2 separate regions of the Homo sapiens genome follow, and region 2 is linked to region 1. Evidence: read pairs that join two places in POLR2A ChIA-PET (ENCODE). Cell type or tissue: IMR-90. All regions are shown on one strand. Each heading gives the region's core, and the rest is flanking DNA. Links, peaks and the distances in the headings are about the cores only.

Region 1 (6,372 bases), core at 1,808-4,307:
AAATATTTCCCCCATTCTGTGGGTTGTCTGTTCACTCTGCTGATTATTTCCTTTGCTGTGTAGAAGCTTTTTAGTTTAATTAGGTTCCATTTATTTATTTTTGTTTTTGTTGCATTTGCTTTTGGAGTCTTAGTCACGAATTCTTTGCCTAGGCCAACGTCTAGCAGAGTTTTTCCAATGTTATCTTCTAAAATTTTTATAGTTTTAGGTCTCAGATTTAAGTCTTTGATCCATCTTGAGTTGATTTTTCTATAAGGTGAGAGATGAGGATCCAGTTTCATTATTCTACATGTGGCTTGCCAGTTTTCCCAGCACTATTTATTGAATAGGGTGTCCTTTCCCCAGTTTATGTTTTTGTATGCTTTGTTGAAGATCAGTTGGCTGTATTTAGTTTTATGCCTGGGTTCTCTATCTGTTCCATTGGTCTAAGTGCCTATTTTTATACCAGTACTATGCTGTTTTGGTAACTATAACCTTGTAGTATAATTTGAAGTCCAGTAATGTGATGCTTCCAGATTGTTTTTGCTTAGCATTGCTTTAGCTATTTGGGCTCTTTTTTGGTTCCATATGAATTTTAGGATTGTTTTTTCTAGTTCTGTGAAAAATGATGATGATGTTTTGATGGGAATTACATTGAATCTGTAGATTGCTTTGGGTAGTATGGACATTTTCACAATACTGATTCTTCCCATCCATGAGCATAAGATGTGTTTCCATTTGTTTGTGTCATCTGTGATTTCTTTCAGCAATGTTCTGTAGTTTTCCTTGTAGAGATCTTTCACCTCCTTGGTTAAGTCTGTTCCTAGGTATTGTATTTTATTTATTTATTTATTTATTGCAGCTGTTGAAAAAGGGATTGATTTCTTGATTTGATTCTCAGCTTGGTCGTTGTTAGTGTATAGCAGTGCTACTAATTTGTGCACATTGATTCTGTAACCTGAGACTTTACTGAATTCATTTATCAGATCTAAGAGCCTTTTCGATGAGTCTTTAGGGTTTTCTAGGTATACGATCATATCACCAGAAAACAGGGATAGTTTGACTTTCTCTTTTCCAATTTGGACGCCCTTTGTTTCTCTTGCCTGATCTCTCTGCCTAGGACTTCCAGTATAAATTTTTCTTATTTTTAATTTGACAAAGCCTCATTCTGTACCAGAGAATGCATCTATATTCATAATATGTATTGGTCTGTAATTTTCTCTTTTTTGTGTTATCTTTGCCTGGTTTTGGTATCAGGCCTCAAAGAATGAGTTGGGAAGTGCCTAAGTTTCTTTTTGACTAAACTGTTGGTCAAACTTATATCTTGATATTTACAACACTCAGGAAAAGCCAAGGCCCTGCAAAGTTTATCTGGTATTCTCAAGTGGAACATACATCACCATCAACTGGGCACTGTTCAAAGCAAATTCCTGGTTCCTGAGCTCCGGAGACTCTGATTTGCAAAGTCTGCAGCAGGGCTGGGTACTCTCTATTTCCTTTTTTTTTTTTTTTTTTTTTTTGAGACGGAGCCTCACTCTGTCGTCCAGGCTAGAGTGCAATGGCACAATCTTGGCTCACCGCAATCTCCGCCTCCCAGGTTCAAGCGATTCTCCTGCCTCAGCCTCCTGAGTATCACCATGCCCAGCTAATTTTTGTATTTTTAATAGAGATGGGGTTTTGCTGTGTTGGCTGGGCTGGTCTCAAACTCCTGACCTCAGATGATCCACCCACCTCAGCCTCCCAAAGTGCTGGGATTATAGGCGTGAGCCACCATGACCGGCCAGTACTCTCTAACAAGCACCCTTAAGAGATTCTCAGATGAGCACCCTCTCATTTCCCTTTAAGAAACATTGATAGAGTTGCCCAAGCTGACCCAGCTAAGCAGCCAAAGAGGATGGGCTAGAAAAGTGATGTTTCTTCACCCAGGAGTCTGAGCTTTTAGCGTGTTCGTGTCCATAATGAATATCTAAGGCAGAAGTTAGAGTATGCATTATTTCCCAAAATTATTTGTCCACAAAAATCTCTTATCTTTTGGATAAGCACCTCATAGGATTGATGTTTCACAGCATATACTTTGGGAAGCACTGACCCAGAATTATGCAAATGTCTCTTTGGAATCTCATGGGGCTTTTTTTCTAAGCACTAACGCACTGTGGCTTGAAGCTGCTTTTGTATGTGTCACCATCAGTCAGATGTTTGCCGGGGCCTCCATTAGGATTAGCTGATTTAGGCGCTTGCCTCGAGAGCAAAATTTCAGGAGGTGCCAAAACTCCATAATCAAGAAAAATTATTATTTGGAGGCTGGGTCAACAAGACAGCGCATTGGCAGCCAGTGGAGTAAGGAAGGGATACAATGGTGTAGCGTAGGGGGTGCTTAATACTCACCGTGAGTGGAACCGAGAGCCGGGGTCTATCTCGGTGGGGCAGCAGGGCAGTCAGGCCAGGCATCTGGCCTGTCTCTCCTGTAGAAACTGCTCCAAAGGAGGGGCAGCCCTCTCTCACCTCTTGACTCCCATCCCAGGCACAATACATGGAACACAGGATTATTCAACTCCCTTAGAGACAGAGATGATGCCAAGTTGACTTACCTCCCAGCTCCTGCTCAAGTATCTAACCCACTGAGCACAAGGAGACTCAGTCAATGCCTGTGGGCAGACAAGGGGCTGGATCTCATCTGGAAAGCGTCCCTGGTCTTTGTGTGGGTGCCTTGCTTTGGATGTGCTCCCAAATCTGACTCGGGGGGAGGGAGGCTGGGTGCCAAAGAGTTTCTGGAAAAAGTCTGTCCTTTTCCGAATACCCTTCCTCTCTGTGTCCAACAGAACTTGACCTCAAATGTGCAAGTTCTAACATTCAAAAGAGTTGGGTTTGGGCCTGATTGGGCTAGTGCTAGATGTTTGTGATTTATGCAATCACTGGGGTCTGATTAAGCTCCACAGCTGGAAGGCCTTCAGCCATGACTTTGGGGAAAAAAAAAGAAAAGAAAAAAACACAAAACTCTGAAAGCCAAGAGTAGGAACAGCTTCCTGGGCCCACCCTTCAGGCTGGTTCCAGGACACTCCCTTACTCCACCACTACCCACTCATGTATCTCATTAAAAGGGCTTTATAGGTCTGTCTCTTCTTTGGAATTTCCATTTCTTCTTTATTCCAAGAACTATAAAAGCCTCATCAATTAATTGCTAACCACAGGAATCAGAACAGGGTTCCCTTTAACTAAGTGTGCAAAAGAGTTATTACAGAGGCTCCACGCTGATCTGCTCAAAAGAGGAAATGTTTTCTCTTAGACGACATCTAACTGAAGATAAGCCTCCAGCTGACTATAGAAGATTACTCTCTATGCAACAAAAAGCTGGTTCCCCACGGCCTCTACTTGTCAACACCTCATAAATTTACTTTGAGTTGCTTCATAAGCTCAAAAGTACAGTGATATCTTCTGGGAATTAAGCTTTGTAATAACTTGATTGTGTTAAACAAATAAACTTCAGAAGGCAGGGCAAGCTAGACCCCAGGGAAGCTACCCGGATGTGTGGCCTTGAGGGTTGCTGGAAGGCAGGTTCTTAGAGACTGTGTCCCTAGCTCTAGGATGCTGGCCCTCAAACAAATGTCATTTCACAGAGCAGGACCTGAGACCTAGGGTGAGAGAGGGGGTGATTGGTCCATATTCACACAGTGGCAAAGCTGGGGTTAGGATCTGGGTGTTGTTGCCAGATCCTCTCTCTTTCCCTACCGACCCCCAGGATCCAGCACCTCCACTCTGCTCCCCACCCTCCTAGGAGGGCAGGAAAGAATCTGACAAGACTGGGCGCAGTGGCTCACACCTATAATCCCAGCACTTTGAGGGGCCAAGATGGGAGGATCACTTGAGGCCAGGAGTTCAAGACCAGCCTTGTCAACATAGCGAGACCCCATCTCTATTAAAAAAAAATAGAAAAAAAAAGGAAAGACTCTTACAGCTGCCCAATGGAACATGTGTAGGAATGAGAGTCAGCCATTTTCTCTCCTCAATCAGTCTCTGCATTTTAAGTCATTTATCTTTATTGTGCTATGAAAGTCTTTGGGTTGTGTCAAATGGATTTCAGGCAGGGAGGGAGCAACTGGTGAGAAGTTAGGAGGCTGCTGAAGTCATACCTGGAGTAAAACAGAAGTTCTCACCCCAGACTGCACAGTAGAATCACTGGGGGTCATTTTTTTCCGTGTGTGTGTGTGTGTGTGTGTGTGTGAAGCACCTGTCTGCTGTTGAAAGGGGGGTCTTTTTTTTTTTTTTTTTTTTTGAGACGGAGTCTCGCTCTGTCGCCCAGGCTGGAGTGCAGTGGCATGATCTCGGCTGACTGCAAGCTCCGCCTCCTGGGTTCACGCCATTCTCCCGCCTCAGCCTCCCGAGTAGCTGGGACTACAGGCGCCCGCCACCACACCTGGCTAATTTTTTTGTATTTTTAGTAGAGATGGGATTTCACCGTGTTCGCCAGGATGGTCTCAATCTCCTGACCTCGTGATCCACCCACTTCAGCCTCCCAAAGTGCTGAGATTACAGGCATGAGCCACCACGCCCGGCCGAAAGGGGGGTCATTTTTAAAATCCCAAATGTGCAGACCACATCCCAGACCAATTACATATAAATCTCTGAGGGGGAGCCCCAGACTTCAGGCTGGAGGGCAGTGGCACTATCATAGTTCACTGCAGCCTTGACTTCCTGGGCTTAAGAGATCCTCCCATCTTAGCCTCCTGAGTAGCTAGGACTACAGGCACAAGCCACCACACCTGGCTAATTTGTTGTTGCTTTTTTTTTTTTTTTTGAGATGGGGTCTCACTATCTTGCCCAGTCTCAGGATTTCTTAAAGCTCCCTAGTGATTCCAACAAGCAGCCAAGTTCCAGAACCATGGAGTAAAACCATTCTAGATCAGGCACAGTGGCTCTTGCCTGTAATTCCAGCACTCTGGGAGGCCAAGGTGGGCAGATCAGGAGGTCAGGAGATCAAGACCAGCCTAGCCAACATGCTGAAACCCCCTTCTCTACTAAAAACACAAAAATTAGCCGGGTGTGGTGGCGTGTGCTTGTAGTCCTAGCTACTTGGGAGGCTGAGGCAGGAGAATCGCTTGAACCCGGGAGGCAGAGGTTGCAGTGAGCCAAGATCACTCCACTGCACTCCAGCCTGGGCAACAGAGTGAGACTCCGTCTCAAACAAACAAAAAAACAAACAAACAAAAAATTTCTAAACCAGATGAAGCCAAAAAGGGGTGGGACAGTTGCGGTTGTGGTGATGAATGCCCAACATTTATGTGGACAAAGCTGTGTGATCTTGGACAAATCACTTAATGTCTTGGGGTCTCTGTTTCCTCATCTGTAAAGTGAAGATGATTCTATAACCTTCCTCATAGGGTTATTATAGGGTTGAATGGGACAATGCTTGTAAGTCCTTGGCACAGTGCCTGGCACACAGAAAACACCCAGGAACTTTAGGTTTTGCCTATTATTTTAGAGTTTACAGTGATGTTTTCTATGCAGTATCTCGAAATTATACCTTACCTCCTCAATTATAGGGGTGCACATTTTTGCATTTTAACATCTTTAAAAGTGTAATGCATAGACAGTGTCTTATATTCAGCGACATGACCCTCACCTGCGCTAAGCACTGTTCTAAGGGTTTTATGTTAATTACCTCCTTTAACTCTCACAATATCCCTAGAGAAGAGGATGATTATATCCATCCCCATTTAAGAGACTGGTAAACTGAGGCCCAGAGTGAAGTGCCTTGTCTGTGTTCCCATAGTCAGTGGCAGAACAGGGATTAACCTTGGGTCGGGCTCTAGAGTCTGTGCTCCTGACCACTCTGCTATATAGCAGCTCATGGAAACTGAAAGGCAGGTGAGGTGAGCAGAGTCATCCAGCTGGGATTTGAATCCATGACACCAAAACCACCATGCTTGTTCCCTGTCCTGCTTCTGACTGGAGGCCGATTCCCAGCTGCAGCTGGGGGAGAAGTCCACATGTGGCTGTCAGTGTGTCTGCACAGAGGGGGAGCTGAGACCTAGGGTGAGAAAGAGGGTGATTTGTCCATATTCACACAGTGGCAAAGCTGGGGTTAGGATCTGGGTGTAGATGCCAGAGCCTGTCTCTCTTTCCCTACCCACCCCCAGGGCCTAGCCCCTCTGCTCTGCTCCCCACCCTCCTAGCAAGGCAGGAAAGAATCTGAGAAGGCTGGGCACAGTGGCTTACAACTATAATCCCAGCACTTTGAGAGACCAAGATGGGAGGATTGCTTGATTTACCTACCCTGCCTGGTCTGCCTGGCTGGTGCCCCCTTTCCTTCTCTCCCCTCTTCCTGTGCTAGCCGCGTCTCCTCTCTCGCCGACCTCCATAGGCAACCACTAGGGTATATTCTCTGGCCCATCTGAC
Region 2 (2,500 bases), core at 1-2,500, 190 kb after region 1:
AAAATGCTAGTGCCTTTGAAAGCAAAATTCAGACATACTTGCATAGCTTAAGGTAAATTGATGTATGAGAGTTATTTGTAATTAGATATTTGTGTATATATATATTTTTGAGACAGTTTCGCTCTTCTTGCCTAGGCTGGAGTGCAATGGCGCGATCTCCTCTCACTGCAACCTCCACCTCCCGGGTTCAAACGATTCTGCTGCCTCAGCCTCCCGAGTAGCTGGGATTACAGGCATGTGCCACCACACCCGGCTAATTTTTGTATTTTTAGTAGAGACGGGGCTTCTGTATGTTGGTCAGGCTGGTCTCTTAACTCCTGACCTCAGGTGATCTGCCCACCTCAGCCTCCCAAAGTGCTGGGATTACAGGCATGAGCCACTGTGCCCAGCCTAGATATCTGTATATTTGAAGACTGGGCTGAATTTGTCTTCTAAAACATACTTTTTCTGATGATAAATGCATTTATAGTCTTTCCAAGATTCATTTTCTAAATATCATTTTTCTAATACTAGGGGAAATAAGATTTTCATAGCTGAATCCCTCTTTAAGAAGAGGGTCTGGGCTGGGCGCAGTGGCTCATGCCTGTAATCCCAGCACTTTGGGAGGCCGAGGCGGGCGGATCACCTGAGGTCGTGAGTTCGAGAGCACCCTGACCAACATGGAGAAACTACGTCTCTACTAAAAATACAAAATTAGCTGGGGGTGGTGGCACATGCCTGTAATCCCAGCTACTAGGGAGGCTGAGGCAGGAGAATCGCTTGAACCTGGGAGGCAGAGGTTGCGGTGAGCCAAGATTGCACCATTGCACTCCAGCCTGGGCAACAAGAGCGAAACTCCGTCTCAAAAAAAAAAAAAAATAAAGAAAAAGGGTCTAATATCAGAGATAATCACTGCTGCATCTTACAGTTCAGTCAAAATGAGGCTTCAGCTCTGCACTGTAAAGCCAGAGGGCACTGTTGCTGCCTTTCCAAGCAGCTGTTTTTCTGGGGCTGCTGCATGACGTCATAGCAGAAGAAAAAAACACGAAGAAAACTATTTCAAAATAAATGTTTAATATAATTTTTAGACCAAAGAAAAACTCAATCATACATTGTCTCCAGTGGACCATATGTGCCAGAACAGGACCAACTCAGTCCAGCTTTGAAGGCCCTGATTCAGTCCTACTGGTATAATCTCCCTTGATTTATTGATTTGTGTATGCTTCTTATGCAATACAAGGTGCATTTTACTCTTGAAGTCCCTATCACCTCCACCATCGCCATTTAACTGCAAAAGCATGCTTCCTAATGGGAGGGTTTTCTTCCCCCTTCCCTGCAGAGGTTCTGAACCTTCAAGGAGTTTGACAATCTTATGAATCTCTTGAACCTTCTCCCCAGAAAAATGTACATACAAGTCTACAAATAATTTCATGGGGTTCATGGACCCCAAGGCCCACAATGGTTTCTAAGGCCCCAAATTAAGGAACCTCTGTGCTAGTGATTTGAGCAACGCAATTGCCCTCAGAAGACACTGACACAGGGCAGGTGAAGGACTGGGTTAACCAAAATGACAGGAGGCAATCTCATAATTTCTGTTTTTATTTTGGGGCAAAATTTAGTTCTCAGGGCCTCCCTACGTTTAAGAGCAGAACTACTCAAGAACCTAAGCAGCTATCAGCATAGTTTAAGCGATTTAGAATAGGGCTGTGCAAGGGGATGTACAGGGTTCCTCATTCAGCTGAGGACCTCATTTAGCTCCTTAACTGGAAGCTTTACATTTGATCTGCAGTGAGGGGACATTTCTAATTTTAGTTTGACCCACATGGAAAGGTGGATAGCTTTTTTTTTTTGTTTTGGTATAGAGAGCACGTAGAATTGGACAATTAGGTAAATCCTTGGAATCCCCCAAACAGCCATTTGCTTTATAAATCCAGTATTTCTTACCTCTGAACGTCTTAAAGAGCTGCCTCACAAATTAATCTAACCATTGCTTGCACTAAGAAGTTTGCCAAGAGCCTCTTCCAGCCTTACTGGGGGGAAGGAAGAGATTACTGAAAACCAACTTGTAGGAATGAAATGAGGCTGTCAGTTGTCTAACCTAACAAACTGCCAAATTAGGTTTACATTTTTTGTTATTAGACTTTTGAATGGCCGAGGCAGAGTTAAATTTAAAATTTTGGATTGTAGCCACTTTCCACTCGCCTAAACACTCAATACCGGTTTGTTTATTTTTCCAGCATCAAGAAAGAAAACCAAGGCACTAGAAAGCAAGCACACTTAAGTATTGAAGATAATTACATCTTAAATTTTGCCTGAACTGTATATTGTAGCATACTTAAACCCATTCAAGGAAAAAATTGGCAAATTGAAAATTCTCCCATTAAAGATTGATATTTTTGCAAACTGACAAATTTAACGATTTCGGTACCCCTCCCCAAAAATGCAGTCACATAAAATATATCAATACTATTTTGAATTAGCTCTAGAAATCACACTGAAACTATGTTACATTTACAAATAT

Evidence for each region. ChIA-PET counts read pairs that join two places held together with the same protein. Peaks named below come from ENCODE experiments on the same cell type or tissue, not always from the same donor. Only the 100,000 strongest peaks of a DNase experiment are listed, where the experiment ranks them.
Region 2: POLR2A ChIA-PET joins it to region 1 with 10 read pairs; 7 of 35 experiments call an interaction of 5 or more read pairs at or near these places.

The regions. Positions count from the first base shown.
Region 1 is chr17:45,342,657-45,349,028 of GRCh38, reverse strand. No RefSeq gene overlaps it. Among named protein-coding and RNA genes, the nearest start is that of MAP3K14, 29 kb to the right of the region's middle. In IMR-90, for the core only: no CTCF peak of the experiment used is centred there; a DNase peak (open chromatin) is centred at 3,348; H3K27ac peaks cover 1,358 bases.
Region 2 is chr17:45,150,636-45,153,135 of GRCh38, reverse strand. It overlaps HEXIM1 (HEXIM P-TEFb complex subunit 1), which reads right to left. Exons shown (of 1, transcript NM_006460.3): 1 at 1,037-2,500. It overlaps HEXIM2-AS1 (HEXIM2 antisense RNA 1), which reads left to right. Exons shown (of 3, transcript NR_186789.1): 3 at 2,217-2,500. Among named protein-coding and RNA genes, the nearest start is that of HEXIM1, 3.4 kb to the right of the region's middle. In IMR-90, for the core only: a CTCF peak has its summit at 944; a DNase peak (open chromatin) is centred at 955; H3K4me3 peaks cover 926 bases.